Regions from separate parts of the Homo sapiens genome. Here region 1 is linked to region 2. Evidence: read pairs that join two places in POLR2A ChIA-PET (ENCODE). Cell type or tissue: PC-3. All regions are shown on one strand. Region 1 overlaps SNTA1 (syntrophin alpha 1). Region 2 overlaps CBFA2T2 (CBFA2/RUNX1 partner transcriptional co-repressor 2).

What was found. ChIA-PET counts read pairs that join two places held together with the same protein. Peaks named below come from ENCODE experiments on the same cell type or tissue, not always from the same donor. Only the 100,000 strongest peaks of a DNase experiment are listed, where the experiment ranks them.
Region 1: POLR2A ChIA-PET joins it to region 2 with 28 read pairs; 4 of 35 experiments call an interaction of 5 or more read pairs at or near these places.

Annotation. Positions count from the first base shown.
Region 1 is chr20:33,428,562-33,433,561 of GRCh38, forward strand. All of the region lies in intron 2 of SNTA1 (syntrophin alpha 1), which reads right to left. Among named protein-coding and RNA genes, the nearest start is that of SNTA1, 13 kb to the right of the region's middle. In PC-3, no CTCF peak of the experiment used is centred here; no DNase peak of the experiment used is centred here.
Region 2 is chr20:33,524,801-33,529,800 of GRCh38, forward strand. The region is part of intron 1 of CBFA2T2 (CBFA2/RUNX1 partner transcriptional co-repressor 2); the gene reads left to right. Among named protein-coding and RNA genes, the nearest start is that of CBFA2T2, 37 kb to the left of the region's middle. RefSeq lists enhancers at 3,314-3,814, 3,815-4,315. In PC-3, a CTCF peak has its summit at 4,147; a DNase peak (open chromatin) is centred at 2,131; H3K27ac peaks cover 482 bases.

The DNA of each region.
Region 1 (5,000 bases), 96 kb before region 2:
TACACTCTCGTTGGTAATTTTTTTTTTTTAAGAGACAGTGTCTTGCTTTGTTGCCCAGATTAGAGTACAGTGGCATAATCATAGTTTGGGTACAGCCTTGAACTCCTGGGCTCAAGCAATCCTCCTACCCAGCCTCCTGAGTAGCTGGGATTACAGGTGCACAACACTATGCCCAGCTAATTTTTAAAAAATTTTTTGGCCAGGCACAGTGGCTCACGCCTGTAATTCCAGCAGTCTGGGAGGCCGAGGCAGGTGGATTGCTTGAGGTCAGGAGTTCAAAACCAGCCTGACCAAGATGGTGAAACCCCATCCCTACTAAAAATACAAAAATTAGCCAGGTGTGGTGGCAGGCGCCTATAATCCCAGCTACTTGGGAGGCTGAGGCAGGAAAACTGCTTGAACCTGAGAGGCAAAGGTTGCAGTGAGCCAAGATCGTACCACTGCACTGCAACCTGGGCAACAAAGCAAGACTCGGTCTCAAAAAAAACAAAAATTTTTTGTAGGCCAGGCACGGTGGCTTATGCCTGTAATCCCAGGACTTTGGGAGGCCTTAGGCAGATCACTTGAGGTCAGGAGTTTGAGACTTGGCCAACATGGTGAAACCCCACCTATACTATATACAGAAATTAGCCAGGCATGGTGGCACATGCCTGTGATCCCAGCTACTTGAGAAGGTGAGGTAGGAGAATTGCTTGAACCCAGGAGGTGGAGGTTTGATTGAGCCAAGATAGTCCACTGCACTCCAGCCTGGGTAACACAGTAAGACTCCACCTAAAAAAAAAAAAAAAAAAAAAAAAAAAAAAAATTGGGTCAGGCATAGTGGCTCATGCCTGTAATCCTAGCACTTTGGGAGTCCGAGGCAGGTGGATCACCTGAGGCCAGGAGTGGCGAAACCCCATCTCTACTAAAAATACAAAAATTAGCCAGATGTGTTGGTGCGCGCCTGTAATCCTAGCTACTCGGGAGGCTGAGGCACGAGAATCGCTTGAACCCAGGAGGCAGAGGTTGCAGTGAGCCGAGATCATGCCATTGCACTCCAGCCTGGCCAACAAGAGAGAAACTCCATCTCAAAAAAACAAAAACAAAAACAAAAAAATTGTAGAGACGAGGCCTTGCCATGTTGCCTAGGCTAGTCTCGAACTCCTGGTCTCAAGGAATCCTCCCACCTCAGCCTCTGAAAGTGCTGGAATTATAGGCATGAGCCACTTATTTTTTTTTCGAGACAGGGTCTCACTCTGTCACCCAAGTTGGAGTGCAATGGCACAATCTCAGCTCACTCCATCCTCCACATCCCAGGCTCAAATGATCCTTCAGCCTCAGCATCCCAAGTAGCTGGGACTACAGGAATGTGCCACCATGCCTGGCTAATTTTTGTAACTTTTTTTTGGAGAGACAGGGTTTCGCTATGTTGCTCAGGCTAAGCTGGATATTTTTGAATGAGTATGTATTACTTTTTAAATTTTCTAAAAAATCTAGTTTATTTTTCAAAAATATACCACCACATACCAAGCCATACAAGCCATAGTTCAGAGATAATGCTCGTATCAACTCGGAAGCCTAGATTCAGGGTTCTAGAATCTTAGTGATGGGAGAAAGCAGTACTTATTGAGCGCCTACTATATATTGGGGCCAAGCTCAACTCTCTCGAACACACCTTCACCTTATTTCACCAATTTGATGAGATGAATTAATATCCTTATTTATGTTCATTTTTATTACTTTTTTCTTTTTTTTTTTTTTTTTTTGAGACGGAGTCTCACTCTGTCGCCCAGGCTGGAGTGCCGTGGCGTGATCTCAGCTCACTGCAACCTCCACCTCCTGGGCTCAAGCAATTCTCCTGCCTCAGCCTCCTGAGTAGCTGGGACTACAGGCACGCGCTAAATTTTGTATTTTTAGTAGAGACGGGGTTTCACCATGTTTACCAGGCTAGTCTTGAACTCCTGACCTCAGGTGATCCACCCGCCTCAGCCTCCCAAAGTGCTGGGATAACAGGTGGGAGCCACCGCACCCAGCCATAGTATCTTTATTTAATGGGTGAGTAAACTGAGTCTCAGAGAAGTGACATAACCTGTAGTGCAGATAAGTATTTAAGAAAATGAGTTTTCGCCGGGCGCAGTGGCTCACACCTGTAAATCCCAGCACTTTGGAAGGCAGAGGAGGGCGGATCACATGAGGTCAGGAATTCGAGACCAGCCTGGCTAACATGGTGAGATCTCATCTCTACTAAAAATACAAAAATTAGCCAGGTGTGGTGGCACATGCCTGTAATCCCAGCTACTTTAGAGACTGAGGCAGAAGAATCACTTGAACTGGGGAGGCGCAGATTGCAGTGAGCCGAGATCGTGCCACTGTACTCCAGCCTGGGCAACAGAGCGAGACTCCGTCTCAAAAAAAAAAAAAGATTATGGGTTTTCAGCCAGGCACACTGGCTCACACCTGTAATCCCAGCACGTCAGGAGGCTGAGGCAGGAGAATCACTTGAGTCCAGGAGTTTGAGACCAGCCTGGACAATATAGTGAGACCCTGTCTCTACAAAAAATCAAAACAATAATAGCTGGGTATGGTGGCACATGCCTGTAGTCCCAGCTACTGGAGAGGCTGTGGTGGGAGGATCACTTGAGCCCAGGAAGTCGAGGCTACAGTGAGCCGTGATCATGCAACTGCATTCCAGCCTGCATGACAGAGTGAGACCCTGTCTCTTACAAAATTTTTGTTTTTGATTAAAATATATATATATGAGTTTTGGCATCTGAAAGACTTGAGCTCATATTCCATCTCTGCCATACTGTGACCTTGGGCAAGTAATGTCACCTCTCTGAGCTTCAGTGTTCTCATCTATACAATGAACAATGTACCTAATTCACAGGGATGACATTGAGGATTCAATTAAATAACATAGGGAAGGGCCGGGCACGGTGGCTCACACCTGTAATCCCAGCACTTTGGGAGGCCGAGGCGGGTGGATCACCTGAGGTCAGGAGTTCGAGACCAGCCTGGCCAACATGGTGAAACCCCATCTCTACTAAAAATACAAAAAATTAGCCAGGCATGGTGGCACGCGCCTGTAGTCCCAGCTACTCGGGAGGCTGAAGTAGGAGAATCGCTTGAACCAGGGAGGTGGAGGTTGCAGTGAGCCGAGATCGTGCCACTGTACTCCAGCCTGGGCAATGGAGCGAGACTCCATCTCAAAGAAAAAAACAAGCATAGGGAAGGGACTTAGCACAGTAGGTGCTCATGGTGTTGAGCACAGTGTGGATGCTCAATAAGCAGCAGATGCTACCATCCTGATTATTATCACTATTATTTCCTCCACCACCAGCAGCAGCCAGGGTCACACAGCTCGTCAGGGCCAGAACCTGCCTACAGAGGCCCACAAGACATTTTAATCAAGGTCCGGGGAACAGGCCAGGGCTGGATTAAGCCAAGTTTTGTTTGTGGGGAGTCACATGGTCCAAAGCTATGCGTGTGCACAGCCAAGTAAACTTTTCCTTGAGAACAATGGTCAGAACAACAGGTCTTTGCGGCCATGGGAGAACTGAACAGGAGTTCCATTCATGCCCTCTTCCTGGGACAGGGGTCCCTCCAGCATCTCTGGGGCACAGCATGACTCAGCTAAGTTGAAACAGGGTGGCCCCAAATTAGCTACATCCAGAATGACATCCCGCTTTTGACAGTGGTGATGCATCAAGCCAGATCAAAGGCAGGACACCTGGCAGTGGCCATCTTCCTGGGAAGAGCCAGTAGGGAGCTGGCCTTAGAGTTCTGAGGACTCAGAACAGAAAAGCTCAAGAGTCAGTCAAGCTCAGCATGATTCTCAAGTCCCATCTTAAACATTTAGGAAAGTCAACAGCAATTGAAAAGGTGAAAGGTAAAGTAGAAAGGGTCCAAGATATACCCCACTGATCAGTCTCCAAACACTCACCAAGATCTAATGTATGTTGGGCTCAGTGCCAGACCTGGGGGCTGAGAGACAAGCTACATGTGGTTCCTGCCCTCAAACAGCTTCCAGTTTACTAAAGAAAACAATAACAGGATCAGGCGCAGTGGCTCATGCCTGTAACCCCAGCACTTTGGGAGGACTGCTAGAGCCCAGGAGTTCAAGACTAGCCTGGACAACACAGGGAGACCCTGTTTCTATTAATTTTTTTTAATTAGGCAGGTGTGGTAGCACATGCCGTCGTCCCAGCTACTTGAGAGGCTGAGATAGGAGGATCGCTTGAGCCCAGGAGTTGAGGCTGCAGTGAGCTGCAATCACACCTCTGTGCTATAGGCTGGGCAACAGAGTGAGATCCTAAATAAATAAATAAAAGCCTGATCTCTATGAGGGCTATACCTTCCTTACTTTATATAAAGCACTAAAATTCACTTTATTAATTTTTTTTTTTTGAGATAGAGACTCACTCTGTCACCCAAGCTGGAATGCAGTGGTGCAATCTTGGCTCACTGCGACATCCACCTCCTGGGTTCAAGTGATTCTCCTGTCTCAGCCTCCTGAGTAGCTGGGATTACAGGTGCCTGCCACCACGCCCAGCTAATTTTTATATTTTTCGTAGAGATGGAGTTTCACCATTTTGGCCAGGCTGGTCTCGAACTCCTGACCTCAGGTGGTCCACCCACCTCAGCCTCCCAAAGTGCTGGGATTACAGGCGTGAGCCACCTTGCCTGGCCTTAGTATTATTTTTTGTTTTTTGTCGGGTTTTTCTTTTTTCTTTTTTTTTTGAGATGGAGTTTTGCTCTTGTTGCCCCAGGCTGGAGTACAATGGTTCGATCTTGGCTCACTGAAACCTCTGCCTCCTGGGTTCAAGCAATTCTCCTACCTCAGCCTCCCGAGTAGCTGGGATTACAGGCGCGTGTCACCATGCTCAGCTAATTTTTGTATATTATTAGTAGAGACGGGGTTTCACCATGTTGCCCAGGCTAGTCTCGAACCCCTGACCTCAGTTGATCTGCCTGCCTCAGCCTCCCAAAGTGCTAGGATTACAGGCATGAGTCACCGCGCC
Region 2 (5,000 bases):
ATGACTGCTATATATGTCAGAAAATGTGACAAATAGCTTTTTTTTGTTGTTGAGATGGAGCCTCACTGTGTTGCCCAGGCATGGAGTACAGTGGCACGATCTCAGCTCACTGCAACCCTTGCCTCCCGGGTTCAAGCAATTCTCCTGCCTCAGCCTCCCAAGTAGCTGGGCTTACAGGTGTGTGGCACCACGCCTGGCTAATTTTTGTATTTTTTAATAGAGAAGAGATTTCACCATGTTGTCCAGGCTGGTCTTGAACTCCTGACCTCAAGTGATCCACCTGCCTTGGCCTCTCAGAGTGCTGGGATTACAGGCGTAAGCCAGTGCACCCGGCCGCTTTTTTTGTAAATGGCTTTGTTGAGATATAATTCACATACCCTACCTCCATTTTTTTTTTTTTTTGAGACAGAGTTTGGCTCTTGTTGCCCAGGCTGGAGTGCAATGGCACAATCTCGGCTCACCACAACCTCCGCCTCCTGGGTTCAAGTGATTCTTATGCCTCAGCCTCCTGAGTAGCTGGGATTACCAGGCATGTGCCACCATGCCCGGCTAATTTTGTATTTTTAGTAGAGATGGGGTTTCTCCATGTTGGTCAGGCTGGTCTCGAACTCCCGACCTCAGGTGATCTTCCTGCCTTGGCCTCTCAAAGTGCTGGGATTACAGGTGTGAGTCACTGCACCTGGCCCTACCCTACTTCTTTAAGGTATACAATTTAATAGTTTTTAGTATGTTGACAAGGTTTTATAACCATCACTGCACACAGTGCAGTGAATATTTATATCACTCCGAAAAGAAACCCCATACCCATTAACAATTACTGTCTATTTTTCCTTTCCCCAGTCCCTAATCTACTTTTTTATTTTTCCCTTGAGATGGAGTCTGACTTTGTCACCCAGATTGGAGTGCAGTGGTACAGTCACAGCTCATCGCAGCCTCGACCACCTGGGCTCAAGCAATTCTCCCACTACAGCCTCCCAAGTAGCTGGAACCACTGGCACATGCCACCATGCCTGTGACCAGTTTTTAAATTATTTGTAGAGATGAAGTCTCACTTTGTTGCCCAGGCTGGACTCAAACTCCTGAGCTCAAGCGATCCTTGTGCCTTGGCCTCCCAAAGTGTTGGAATTACAGGTGTGAGCCACTGCACCTGGCCACGTAATCTACTTTCTGTCTATGGATTTGCCTTTGTGTTTTTTATTGGTGATTGGCCTTCAAGTATAATGCTGAAGTGCTGTCTCCTGTTTCCAAGAGCTAGAAAGCTATGCTGTACTTTAGAGGAAAATATATTAAATAAGCTTTGTTCAGGCTGTTTGACATGTTAATGAATCCTCCCGCCTTGGCCTCCCAAAGTGCTGGGATTACAGGCGTGAGCCACCGCGCCTGGCCTTACATATATTTTAAGTAAGGTGTTAACACTATATAATTCATCTGTGTAACCCAAAACTACTGTATCCCTAAGGCTATTGAAATTTAAAATAAGTAAATAAATAAGGTGTCTTTCATCAGAAACACATAAAAAAGAAGGTGTGTACTGATGATCTACTGACAAAAATGTGACTAGAGGCTCACAGGAACCTAACCGTGTGTTTTCCTCTAGGAGCAAAGGTTCAGGATTTGCTAGTTCAACGTTTGTAGCAATAAAAATAATCTATTATACCACATTTTGTTTATTCATTCATCAGTTGATGGATTTGTGACCTGTTTTCACTTTTTGGCTATTATAAATAAAGCCACTATAAACATTTGTTTACTGGTTTTTATGTGGACACGTTTTCATTTCTCTCACTGCGCCCAGCAATGAATACATTTATTTTATGGCAAAACTAAAAGTTTGTCAAACACCCAAATTCAGTATGATAAGTTAGCTTTTTATAGGATACTGACAGGTTATTGTGGGTACTCCAATCTTGTTCAGCAAGGCCAAATTTTCAAAAAAAAAAATGTAGATTTATTACAATAAGGGAAATATATATCTTAAGCTATATTTCCATGTGTTCTATGAAGACAACTCTGAGAGGAAGTTAGCAGTTTGTGTGGTTGGAAGCCTCAGAAAGTTCTCCTACTTCTATCTCTTACTCACCTGGCTTGCATTGCAATATTTAGGGTAAGAGTCACAAGCATACTCGGGTGCATTTGAATGATGGTCTAAGCAGATCTCTACACCTGTCGTTATCTGGGTTTGTGATCATTCCAGTGTTTCCTAAGTTTATAGGATGAATTGGCAGTAAGTGACTTTTGTTCCAGTCCTCAGCTGCATTATAAAGACAATACAAGACTATGCTGAAATAGCTATTTGGTAAAGTTTTGTAAACCCAGAAGCCTTTTTAAAAAGTATTGTTCTTCTTAATCTCTTAATTATAGTTTTTTAAAATCACATATCACTTAATTTTGTGTGTGTATTTTTGTTTGTTTGTTTTTTGAGATGGAGTCTCACTACATCACCCAGGCTGGAGTGCAGTGGTGTAGTCCCGGCTCACTGCAACCTCTGCCTCCCAGGTTCAAGTGATTCTCCTGCCTCAGCCTCCTGAGTAGCTGGGATTACAGGGCTGTGCCACCAGGCCCGACTGATTTTTTTTTTTTTTTTTTTTTTGAGATGAATTCTTGTTCTGTCGCCCGGGTTGGAGTGCAGTGGCGTGATCTTGGCCCACTGCAACCACTGCCTTCCGGGTTCAAGCAGTTCTCCTGCCTCAGCCTCCCAAGTAGCTGGTATCACAGATGCGTGCCACTACGTCCAACTGATTTTTGTATTTTTAGTAGAGACAGGGTTTCGCCATGTTGGCCAGGCTGGTCTCAAACTCCTGACCTCAGATGATCTGCATGTCTCAGGCTCCCAAAATGCTGGGATTATGGGAGTGAGCCACCTCACCCAGCCCTAAGTCTTATTGTTTTTTCTTTTCTTTTCTTTTTTTTTTGTTGTATTTTTAGTAGAGACAGCGTTTTGCCTTGTTAACCAGTTTAGTCTCGAATGCCTGACCTCAGGTGATCTGCCTGTCTTGGCCTCCCAAAATGCTAGGATTAGAGGTGTCAGCCTCCACTCCCAGCCTGATTTGTATATATTTTATGTTTGTTTTATTTTCTTTTTTTTCTTTGCTGTATTATTATTATTTTGAGATGGAGTCTTGCTGTGTTGTCAAGGCTGGTCTCCAACTTCTGGGCTCAAGCAGTCTTCCCACCTCAGTCAGCTGAACAGTTGGGATTGCAGGCTCATGCCACTATACCTGGCTGAAGTGTTGGTTTTTCTTTTCTTTTTGTAGAGACAAGGCCTCACTCCATTGTCCAGGCTGGTCTCAAACTCCTGGGTTCAAGCAGTCCTCCCACCTCAGCCTCCCCAGTAACTGGGATTACAGGCTCTTGCCTCTATACCTGGCTCAAGGGTTTGTTTTCTGATTCTTCAAAGTTTACTTCTCTCAGATCTGGAGACTGTGATATGTATAAGACAAGTTTCCCATGTCTTAAGAAACTTGATAGCTAGTAAGAGAGGTAAGGCCTGTGAACTCAGGTAACTAAGCAAGACAGAAAGACAGATGAAGATGAGGACATATGAGTAGAATAAAGGAAGTGATCAGTAAAGGTTGCATGTGGAAAATGTTGTCTGAATCAGTCGAAGAATTGCCTTCAACATGACCTAGAGAAGAGCAGATCATGACCGAAATCCAGACCTTTTCACTGGCTTGATTGTTTGGTGGGCTATTTTTCTCTCTTTTTTGAATCAGAGGATCCCAGATGAGGGCTTTATTATCAGCCTTTGACTGAAGTCTCAGTTATATTCTTGTTCCCAGCCCATGCGTGTGGAATCAGGGATATGACTTACATGCCCTTTTAAGCTGCTCTGTACCTTTTTGCCAGTTATATATACATGTAACTATGTTAACCTGCCTTAAATGTCCACTCGTGTGTGTGTGTGTGTGTGCGTGTGTGGTGTAGTGACGGGATCTCACCATGTTGTCCAGGCTGGTCTTGAACTCCTGGGCTCAAGCAATCTGCCCACTTTGGCCTCCAAAGTGTTGGGATTACAGGCGTAAGCCACTGCACCCGGCCTAAAATGTCAACTCTTGGTTGAGAATGAAGGCTAATTTGCCTAAGAACCAACTTAATCCATCTGTTCCAGCCAGTACCAAGTTTTGGGCTCGTGATGCCACCAATTGGCTGGTGTGAGGAAGTGTTTAACCTTTTTCTTTTCCTTTTGGGAGTTTGCACTACGCGTGGACCAGTTTGTTTGTTTTTTTTGTTTGTTTGTTTTTTTGAGACGGAGTCTTGTTCTGTCGCCCAGGCTGGAGTGCAGTGGCGCAATCTCAGTTCACTGCAAGCTCCGCCTACCGGGTTTACGCCATTCTCCTGCCTCAGCCTCCCGAGTAGCTGGGACTACAGGTGCCTGCCACCATGCCCGGCTAATTTTTTGTATTTTTAGTAGAGAGGGGGTTTCACTGTGTTAGCCAGGATGGTCTTGATCTCCTGACCTCGTGATCCGCCCACCTCGGCCTCCCAAAGTGCTAGGATTACAGGCGTGAGCCACCGCGCCCAGTGCACCAGTTATTTTTACCTTACGACATTTTCTCACAGATTCATGTTCTCCTTTGGTAACCTTCCATCAAGCCTCTTTCAACTCTGGTTTAACTAGTGCAGGAGCTCTTTCCATCCCTCTTTCCTTTACTTTGTTCTCTTTGTAAGTTACAAAAGAGACAAGCCAGGCATGGTGGCTCGCGCCTGTAATCCCAGCATTTTGGGAGGCCAAGGCTGAGGCAGGTGAATCTCTTGAGCCCAGGAGTTTGAGACCAGTCTGAGCAACAAAAAATGCAAAACGTTAGCTGGGCATGGTGATGTGCCACACCTCAGGAGGCTGAGATGGGAGGATTGCTTGAGACCCTGTCTTTAAAAAAACAAACAAAAAAAAACTAGGCATAAGATTACTTCTAGTGTCTTGTATCAAGAAAGAAGAAAGCAGTTATATATATATATATATATATATATATATATATATATATTTCTTTTTTTTTTTTTAA